Linked DNA regions of Mus musculus: region 1 is linked to region 2. Evidence: chromatin loops called from intact Hi-C (ENCODE). Cell type or tissue: heart. All regions are shown on one strand.

Evidence for each region. A loop is a pair of places that touch in the nucleus more often than their neighbours do. Peaks named below come from ENCODE experiments on the same cell type or tissue, not always from the same donor. Only the 100,000 strongest peaks of a DNase experiment are listed, where the experiment ranks them.
Region 1: it touches region 2 in a loop (2.0-fold over the local background); 12 of 42 quality-filtered maps call a loop at or near these places.

The regions. Positions count from the first base shown.
Region 1 is chr6:54,476,246-54,481,245 of GRCm38, forward strand. All of the region lies in intron 2 of Wipf3 (WAS/WASL interacting protein family, member 3), which reads left to right. It also overlaps a transcript of Scrn1 not described here. Among named protein-coding and RNA genes, the nearest start is that of Gm44026, 12 kb to the left of the region's middle. In heart, a CTCF peak has its summit at 2,900 (motif pointing left); no DNase peak of the experiment used is centred here; H3K27ac peaks cover 251 bases.
Region 2 is chr6:54,427,103-54,432,102 of GRCm38, forward strand. It overlaps Wipf3 (WAS/WASL interacting protein family, member 3), which reads left to right and starts at 2,584. Exons shown (of 9, transcript NM_001167860.2): 1 at 2,584-2,758. It overlaps 9130019P16Rik (RIKEN cDNA 9130019P16 gene), which reads right to left and starts at 3,119. Exons shown (of 14, transcript NR_033635.1): 1 at 2,219-3,119. In heart, a CTCF peak has its summit at 2,484; DNase peaks (open chromatin) are centred at 2,499, 2,989 and 4,839; H3K4me3 peaks cover 1,793 bases; H3K27ac peaks cover 1,646 bases; H3K27me3 peaks cover 1,223 bases.

The DNA.
Region 1 (5,000 bases), 49 kb after region 2:
GGGGCCGCTCATCCTGTCTCCAAGCAAGAAGCGAGCAAGTACAGTTCTGCGCATGTGTTCGCGCAGCCTTGGTGTGGATATCCGGCTTTTGCAGAGGTTAGACAGGCCGTTGATTCTGCTCACGAATTTGAATTGCAATTTGGAATTCTAAAAATGAAACATAAGACTGTGTATGGCAAAAACGCCTCGTTCTTGAACAGCATGACTTAGGTACCATTTGGAGTGCAGAGAACATCGTGTCGGGCCTGATGGGGGAGAGTGGGTAGGCCACCCCTCCTTCACAGGATATTTCCGTCTCTCTCCTGGATTCAGAGTTCCCTGTGTTCTTCCGCGCAAAAAGCACAGCAGCAGGTGGGAGGCTATTCTAGCTGTCCTTGTGATCCAGGCTTGGCAATAAACTGCCAAAGACAGTTATAAGCTGCTGAGACCTGTCTGCCCACGAGTCTGAGGCTGCTGGGGTAGCCTAGGGCTGAGATAATGTGCAGGCCCCGTGTGCCAGGGAACCTGTGCACCCCTTTTCAGTGCAACAGCCATAAAGAGAAAAGCATAAATCTGACATCTGCAGAAAGGTGAATGGAACTGGAGTCGTTGGGGGAAGGGAGCTAGGGGGCAGATGCAGAAATACCAATATTGCATGATTTCTTTCAGATGCAGGACCTAGATTTCAGTGGGGGTAGGGGGCAGATGCAGAAATACCAATACTGCATGATTTCTTTCAGATGCAGGACCTAGATTTCAGGATGCATATGCAAGTGAGGGTGGGTCAAGAAACTACAAAGGACTTCATCAGAAGGAGGAAGAAACTTTCAGGGACGGGGGGGGGGGGGGTAGAGGAAAAAAAGAAAGAAGCAAGTGAAACGCCTGTGACCAGAAAGCAGAAAGGAGGCTCTGGGGTGTGGGGGACCAGCAAGAGGCAGGAGGACAGGGAGGAGCAATAGGAGACCAGGTGAATAAGGACAAAATGTGTATGGACATGTCAGAATTAAACCTGTTACTTTATATGCTAGCTTCAAACGCCAACAAATACAGGGACGGGTTTAGATCACCTTTGAGAGAAGTACCTGGCTTGGTTTGGGACAACCACTGGCCCTTTTCCTCGTTCATATTTGAATACATTTTATTTTGATCAAATTCATCCCTCACTCCCCACCTTCAGCTTTTCTCTAGCTTGCTCTATCCCATCTTTCCTTCATTTTTATGTCCTTCCACACTCTGTAGATGATAGATGATAGGTAGGTAGATAGATAGATAGATAGATAGATAGATAGATAGATAGATAGATAGATAGATTAGATTACCTATTGAGTTTAATTAGTGTAACCCAAATGTAAATGAGTGTAGGACTAGCCTTTATAGGTTGGGACCTACCCCCTACTTCTGAGAAATCTGACTTCTTTCTTCTGGTAGTCATGAACTACCTGTAGCTTCTCAACTAGTGAACACACACAAACACACACACACACACACACACACACACACACGTGCGCCATGCATGCCAGGATATTGACCAGATTGATCTTGACAAAGTCTTGTGTAGCATCCACAACTGTAGAGAGCTTATGAGTACAGCGGCTCTCACATCTGGAAGACAGTTTGACAGCGGCCCCTGGGAGCTCTGGCCCTTAGAACCTTCCCATTCTCTGTGAGACATTTGCTGAGCCTTGGGAGGAATATGTGGTACTGGCTCTCTGCTTTTTGGTCTCTGTTGTCCCCTCAGCAAACCTCCGTCCACCGAAGAAAGAAGCCCCTCCCCGGGCACTGTCTACACCTCCAGAGGATCTGGACTCGGTTTCCAGGATCTTCAACCACTCACAGCCCTCTGTAGCTCCAGTTCCAGGAGGCTCTTCTGGCCTCCTCAGGCACTAGGCACACATTTGGTCTGCACATAAAATTAAAAAGACATAAATACGTATTCTTAAAGAAGCAGCTTTTCAGATGAGAGGAGAGGGAACCAGCGACATTGGTGTCAGCCTTTCTCACAGAAGACAGTGTTACAACAGAGGCCAGGTGGCAGAGGGAAGCAAAGAGGTGTGGTGGAGGACACATCAAAGTTCTGATCTAGACTGTCACTCCCTGCCCAGATAACAACCGCAGCTCCGCTGCTTCATTTACTGGAGCAGCAAAGGGACACAAATGGCTTTTATAATGTATCCAAGTCAGAGCAGCCACCTCTCCACCTCTACTGCTACCCTTGGCTCTGTGTTGCTGTCATTTGATTTTGGTATTTCTAATCTGCTTATTGGCTTACCTCTGGCTTTCAGCTTCTTTATCCAAAGAGAAAGGCTCATGTGCCTGTCCTCTGTGGGATTTCATATTCTTTCCAGCTCCTGGATGACTTCTTTTGAGTCGTACAGTAGCAAACTGTGTGAACCAGGGCTTTGGGTGGAAGCAGACAGATCTTTGTTCTCAGTCACATTGTTATCGGGAAGAAACAAGAGTGGTCTTCGCAGGGATGTCATGATGGGTGTTTCAGACAATTTGCAAGCTTGTTTTCCACAGGGAAAGTGCCCAGGGTTGCTTCCTTTCCTGTGCTTATGATTTTAGTGAAGTTGCCAATGGTGAGGATTGGCACAGAGGAAAAATACTCAGTGGATATTTAGGAACTCTTTCTTCCTGCTTCATTATCCTGTCTCCATGGTAACAAGGATTCTTAGGGTTGTCTTTTTTTTTTAAACCACTATAGTTGGAAGATTGACAAATATTGTAGCTTGAGTAGAAATGACTGTCTGTGTGTAGTATAATCATCAACATATGAATGAATGTGTCCTTTTGTCAGAAACCCACTAAGTCTAAATATATATATGGCTTTTTTTTTTCCCCCAGAAGTTAGCAATTCTTGCCTGGCCTGCCTCACAGAGAGATTGGCAGGTGCCTTATGGTGGCAGGTGCCGGAGAGCCCTCTAGTGGGAAATTGCCAGGACAAACTCAGGAGCAGGAGAGAGTCAAGAGAGAAGGGATGTTCACCAGTGTGCTTGCTGGAGAATGTGTTCATTTGTCAGTCTGTCATGTAAGAATCCCCAGGCACATACTGAGGCCCGTGCTAAATAAGTAACAAAATTAAGATAATGATTTCAATGCGTCAGTCTCCAGGGCCCTCACCTGAAACATCTGTTAATGGGCAAAATCAGAGAGTAAGGATGTCTTCAGGCCGTAAGTGAAATTGAGTGGCTGGAGAGAGATGGTTTAGCAGGGAAGAGCACTGCCTCATATTCCAGAAGGCCCTGGTTTGATTCCCAGCGCCTACACAGAGGATCATGATCCTCTGTTACTCCAGTCCCAGAGGATATAGCACCCTCTTCTGACCTCTGAGGGTACCGGGTAAACATATGGTACCTAAACATACACGCAGGCAAAACACCCATACACATGAAATACAATTTTTAAAACCTGGAGTCTGAAGTAGACGAGATGATCCTTCTCTGGGGAGTGGAAGGGGATAGGAGTTTCTCACCACATGAGTGCCTCTCAAACAGAACATTATAAACCTCCCCCTTCCTCAAAACCACCATCATGCATAGGACTTCCATTGCTGTTTGTCCTGCACTTAGAGAATTACAGAACACTCCTTGCCCAGCATCCCTAGCCACACATAAAGCACACCTGAGACCCTAAGGTCAGTTTTACAAGAACAGTTGTATCCCTCTTGCCCAGGGCCCTGATGCTTTTACTCATTCCATTTTAAATGACTTTGATTTTAATGGCTTGTACAGAGTATTTTAAAACCACGTTGTGTAAGAAATAACCCTATTGTACGTGTATTATAAAAGCATTTGAACTATGTCTAAATGTACTGAAGGCTGTGGAACTGGAGAGCCCGGTCCACAGCTATGTTACCGACCAGCATCCACAAGCCTCTCCTAAAGGCTCAGAAAGTGTGTTTCCAGGCAACACGGATCGGGCTTTAGAGCTTAGGCCTTTCAAACACGTTGAGGGTCTAAGTCAAGCCAGAGTCACTGGTGGACTCCTTATGTTTAGCCCAGAACACAGCGTCTCTGATGATGCACAGCCCAGGAGTTTGTATCGAGCAACCTAATTTTCTTTTCTACACTGGATTAGATAGATCCATTAGTTATAAGCCCAGAATCACAATATATGCCGGTGTCGAATTAAGAAAAGCAATCTTGGAGTAATTTAACCAAGAGCAAGCCAGAGTCTCTCTCTTGTCTCTAATCTGTCTGTGATATGAACCTGAATCTGTGCCTGCCTGAATGCTGTCTTGTAAATCTCTCTCTGTGTGTGTGTGTGTGTGTGTGTGTGTGTGTGTGTGAATTACTCATGGGCCAGCGGCATGGGAGACCATATAATAAGATTAAAGCCATGCCTTAGCTTAGGCTGTAAAGGTTTAATCACATGGGGGCAGGAGGGCTAGAGATAGCTCAGTGGTTAAGAGCCCTGACTGCTCTTCCAAAGGTCCTGAGTTCAAATCTCAGCAACCACATGGTGGCTCACAACCATCTGTAATGGAATCCAATGTCTTCTTCGAGTGTGTCTGAAGACAGCTCCAGTGTGTACTTATATAAATAAAATAAATAAATCGTTTTTTAAAAAAATTCATCACATGGGCAACCCAAGGTAGGTGAGGTTGCTTGTTTGTTGCTGTCTTAAAGTGGGTTAAAAAGACAGGGCTAGGACCACAGTAGGATAGCAGTGACCGCAGGGTATGTTAACTCAGCTGTGAGTTAGCAAAAGTTCCAGTCTCTTAGAATCTATGAGAGCATTTGTAACCACCCCACTTTTCTGACTAGAACAAGGATTTTCAAAGCCCAGTGCCCCATCAGGAACTGCGTGAGGCTTCCCAGGAGCCTGATTTACCTGGTCCCTGGTCTCTGTGACCATCAGTGGCTACTCAGCCATGCACTCTGATACAGAGGAAATAGCTCCTTGCAGGTTATGCCTGTGTCCCTGGCACAAGTGTATGTTCAGGAGAACTCACAGGGTGTCTTAAACCTGTTGGAGCCAATCCAATCATTCATTCATTCACTAACCATGCACTCACCCAG
Region 2 (5,000 bases):
AACTCACAGTGATCCACCCAAGTGCTGGGATTAAAGTTGTGTGTCATCACTGCCAGAATGATGGGTTTCTCTTAAAGGAGCTTCCATTGTAATAGAATGGCAGCTACCAAAATGAAGGCACCGGGTACCACTGAGCTGAGACATCGTGTGTGATGTATCCAGCTGCTGCCCCAGTGAACATGCCCTTCATTAGGCTCTGGGCCGGGCAGTGAGGCAGAAAGGAATGTTGTGGATTCATTTTCATATACAGCTCTTCTTCTCAGAAACCCCCTGACTTGGACAAGCCTGTTAACTTCTGAGCTTCCTTTTTAACACTAAGCTGAACTCTGAGCTTGCTCAGGTGATCATTACTTCCTCCCGCAGGTCCATCCCTTCTGTATCAGCTCTCCATCCAGGAAGCATCACCCTTCACCCAGAACCTCAGGGCCCCTCTCACCTTCCTGTCAGCTAAGCTGCTACTTCCTAGAGGACAGAGCTGCAAATCCATCTTTGTTCTCTGAGTACCAGAGCACTTTCATCATGTAAGAGCTGGTTTGTAAATATTTGGCATGGTGAAGCGAAGACATGCTGCAAACCACCTGGGCTTCCTTGGTACCTTTCTACTAAAGATCCCAAGAAGTTGCAGAACCATCATAAACATACACCTGGAAGTGAGCTACCGCAGGTGTTTGGTGAACGATGGGAGGAGATGGGAAGGTTTATTCTTCTCAAGTTACATTTTTCCACTAGAAATACACTTAACTGTAAGATTGGACCTCTAAAAACTGTTATTTCCCAAATAGGACTCTCCTATTTGGAACAAAATGGGTAGTAAATAAATAAATACTAGTGTAAGAAAGAGAGAAGGAAAGAAAGAAAGAAAGAAAGAAAGAAAGAAAGAAAGAAAGAAAGAAAGAGAGAGAGAGAAGCCCCCATATCAGTGGTTTATACAAACAGCATTTTTTTTTTCCATCTAATAAATAGACCAGAGTTGGATAGCTGCTGGCTTTGTCTCAGGTGCTTAGCAACACCACACTGTCTCCATCTTCTACTCTGTTGTAGATAGTGGTGGTAACACATTAGTTGTTTCTTGGTTAAAATCTAGGTGTAGCATCACTAGATACTGAAGCATAAAGAGAATAGGGAATGGAAGGGCAGAGGCAGACAGACAGACAGACAGACAGACAGACACACAGATACACACAACTCCCACTTCCAATTTATCAATCCAATGGAGGTCGCCAGGTAACAAGTGCCTTTACTAGCCAAGCTATCTCATCTATTCCTACTATATTAACTTTGATAAGGTTTATTATGGTTGTTGTTGTTGTTGTTTGAGGGGCTTTGCTTTGTTTTCTTTTGGTAGTACTGGGAATTGAACTCAGCTAGTGTGCTAAGAAAGTCTCGGTGATCAGGAAAGGCACTGGCACTATAGTCTTTAGTCTTTAACTGGTCATCACTCTGGATTCTGTCCATAGAGACGATGGGGAGAGCGGCTTAGGTATTTGGAACGTGGCTCCCAGAGACTGAATCCTGTTGCAATGTCCAGAGAAAAAGGATGCAAGAAGGACCACTTGTGCCATGAGACACTGGGTTCTTGAACACAACAACTTCATGATGTTTTCAGCCCCAAATAGCCCCACTCTGCAGACACCATCACTTTGAATCAAGCATTTAAAAAGCTGAATTAGTATATCCTCCAGAAACCGCCCAGCTTGTAAGATAAATGACTGGCCATGCAACTAGTTTGTGCTTTGGGGCTCCGTAGAAGACCTGGTGGGATTTCTACATGGCCATGGAAATAATTCTTCTCTGCAAATTGAGCTTTCCTTCCTTTTCGAACCAGAACACAAGTATGCCTAAGATGTGAGAGGCAGGAAATGCCAGCCTGAATTGCTGCACTTGGAGCAGCTGAGTGTACACAGGAGCCTCAGGCATAAATCTCCAGCATTCTCCAAGCTCTGGACAGCCGGACAGGGAAATGGGACAGACTCGCTTCACTCTAGATTTCAAACTGCCTTCTTCCCACTTCTGCCCCACCGGAAGCTACTTACCTCCCTGTGTTACCAGGATATTTTGTGCTCACCTATCTCTGAGAGCAAGCTTCTCTACCTCCCCCTCCCGCCCCCCAGCTCTCTCCACCCACACACCCACCCCTGCCTCTCAAGCCCAGGTCTGAATTGGGTGTCCCTCTGCTTTGTACACGTTGGATGTTCTCTTGGCTCCGTATTGTAAGTACCTGCTTGTGCTCATCGGGACAACCGGCTGTCCCATTCTCCTTTTGTCCCCTTGCATATACGCGCTGTCTGGGGCTTAGCGAGGGCTCAGAAATGTTTGTAATATATAGACGAGGTGGCGTGCAGGGGAACTCCAGCCCTTGGCCCCATTGTCCCCGTGGCTCACACTCGGGACTCTGTACCTGGGAGCTGCGCCGCCGCGCAGCCAGGACCGCCTCCTGGGTGCCAGAGCGACCCCGCCCTCTGGACCGCGTCCCCGTGCGCTGGGCGGCGAGGCTCCAGGGCGGCCGCCAGGAGCAGGTGGGGGCGGCGGCTCCGCCTCCGCGTCCCGGCAGCGCTTAAGCCCGGCTGGGAGCGAGCGAGGAGCGCAGAGTCCAGCTTAGCCGGGCGCGCAGAAGCAACGCCAGGCACTGTCTGCAGCCCAGCCGGGATCCTCGAGGCGACGGGGACGACGGAGACGACGGGGACGACGGAGACGACGGGGACAGCGGGGACGGAGGCGCCAGCTAAAGTCCAGTCGGCCGGGTTACGGCCAGCTGCAGGTAGCTGCTCTGCTCGCGTCCGGGCCCTGGGTTAAGTAAGTGGCCGATTGGGGTTGTCGCGGAGGGTATTGGGGACAGTCCCGAGGTAGAGTGGCCTCCCGCGTTGTCAAAGACGCTGGGTGAGTGAGAGTGCCCAGGACCCTCTCCAAACTGTAGTCCCCAGCCGCGACTACGTCTGGGAGCTGCTCCGTGCAGCCCTAGCGGCAACCACTCGCTCCCTGCCCGCCACGGGTCGGAAAGGGACCATGGCTACACCAGGTCACCTCAGGGCTCCCTGGTGACCTCCCAGGACAGCACTCTTCCGTTATCAGCTTCTGGCACGGAGGCCTCTTAGTCTGATGCCCCAAGGGGGCTCTGCTTCCCTTCCCCCACGTCACCCCCCACCCCTCCCCTGAGAACAAAAGGGCGGATCTTGCTTGTGTTGGGGATGTTAAGGAAGGGTCCCTGGCGATTAGGAGAGATCTGGGAACCTGCACAATCAGACAAGGACTGAGGATACTGGACCATTTCCCAGAAAGAAAGCCAATTCCTGAGGGAAAAAGTGACTTATCCAAGGTCACACAGTTCCTGGTGACAGAGTCGGGCCAGGAGCTGAGTCCTGACTCCCCGAGGCTTATCTGTAAGCCTGCCTAGGTCAGGAGCCAGAGAGTGTATGTGTCTGTCTATCCATTATCTCTAGCCATTTACATCTGGCCACAAATGGCCTTTAAAGTCCTTTGGAGGTGTGCGGGACTGGGTAATTGTGGCCATTCCCCCGGATACCTAGCCAGGAGCTCACGGGGAGCAAGCTTGGGAGAAGAACACGCTCTCCTGTAGGATGCCAGGCATCCATTCCCCTGTGGAAACAATGTCTTCTGTGTGCTTGGAGTGTCTGCCATGAGTGTGAGAACCTGAGTTGGGTAGATGTTCTGCCCAGAAACCCAGGAAGCCTGTCTAATGGCCTCAGGAAAAACCAGAAGTATCTCTGACACACACACAGTCTGGGGACTCTCTGAGGAAAGTTTCCAGTGGGACAGTGGTATTCCTCTTCTGTGCCTGGGGTCCTTGGATGTAAGTGAGAGCATTTGTTGGGCAGACTTGTGTGACTTTAAAAGCTTGTGTGCCTCACTGTCTTTGCCTTCGTCACCTCAGAGAGGGCCAGGAGAGGGTTTCTTGCTGCCAGTTAGTATTATAATCATCAGACACTCTAGCCTTGTTTTTAATGTTCACTCCTTTTACTTTCTATGTAAGTATTTTTCGGGCATGTATGTCTATGCACGACTCTGTGCCAGGAAACCCCTAGAGGTCAGAAGAGGGCACTGGATCCTCTGGACTAGAGTTAAGGATGTAATGTCCCTGAACCACTATGTGGGTGCTGGGAATGAGTCCTAGTGTTCTACAAGATCAGAGTTTCCACTGATAAACTACCTGTCCAGTCCCAGCCTTCTCCTAAAAGCTGTCCTCTCTAAACTGTAAAGTAGTGGTAGAGGTCAGAAGTGGACTGCCTTTGGGCTTCCTACTGGCCTGGGCAGACCTTCAAGGCACTTTAGGTCTAGACATGCTCCCCATACATAGAAACTCAGGAAGTTGTGTGCTTTAGACTTGTGCACATCACTTGGGGCTTTTTTTTTTTTTTTTTTTTTTTACTTCAATAACAACGTAAGTGGATATTTGATGCTGAAGGGCACTGGGCATGGCAGGGCACAGGCTGCTGAAGTCTGCCAGCTAATGTACTTTAGAGATGCATTTTAAAGCAAAACCAAATCAGGAAAACAGGGAGAAGGACAGGGGAGAGAAAACCAGTGGGGAAGTAGCAGGAAATGGCCAGGCACTGTAGATGCTTCCATATGCATTAACTCAAGCCCTGTGGTTCCTGTAACTATTGTGCCTTTCCACAGATGAGAAATGCAAAGAGACAGGGGTTAGCTGAGTGTGCCGAGGACAGGGACCTGGGTCTGTACACTTCAAACTGGAAGTGCACCGCCCACATCCAATTGTTGGTGCCCAAATCTGCGCAGAGATGTCAGGCTGCCTTGGTAGAGCTGCTGTATACCCCTTTTTAGTCCTTCCAGGAGCCTCGGTTTCAGGCACTTGGGAGTGTGACTTGGTGCTACACTGAGTCAGCAGGCAGCAGAAGGGGCGGAGGAGAGCGCGTGTGTCTAAGAACATTCAGTTTCAGGAATGGGAGACAGCCAGCTGGCCCAGCCTGGCAACGCTCTTTTTAGGCGATTATTGTTCAGCAACCGTAGAGTACAGGTTGAGA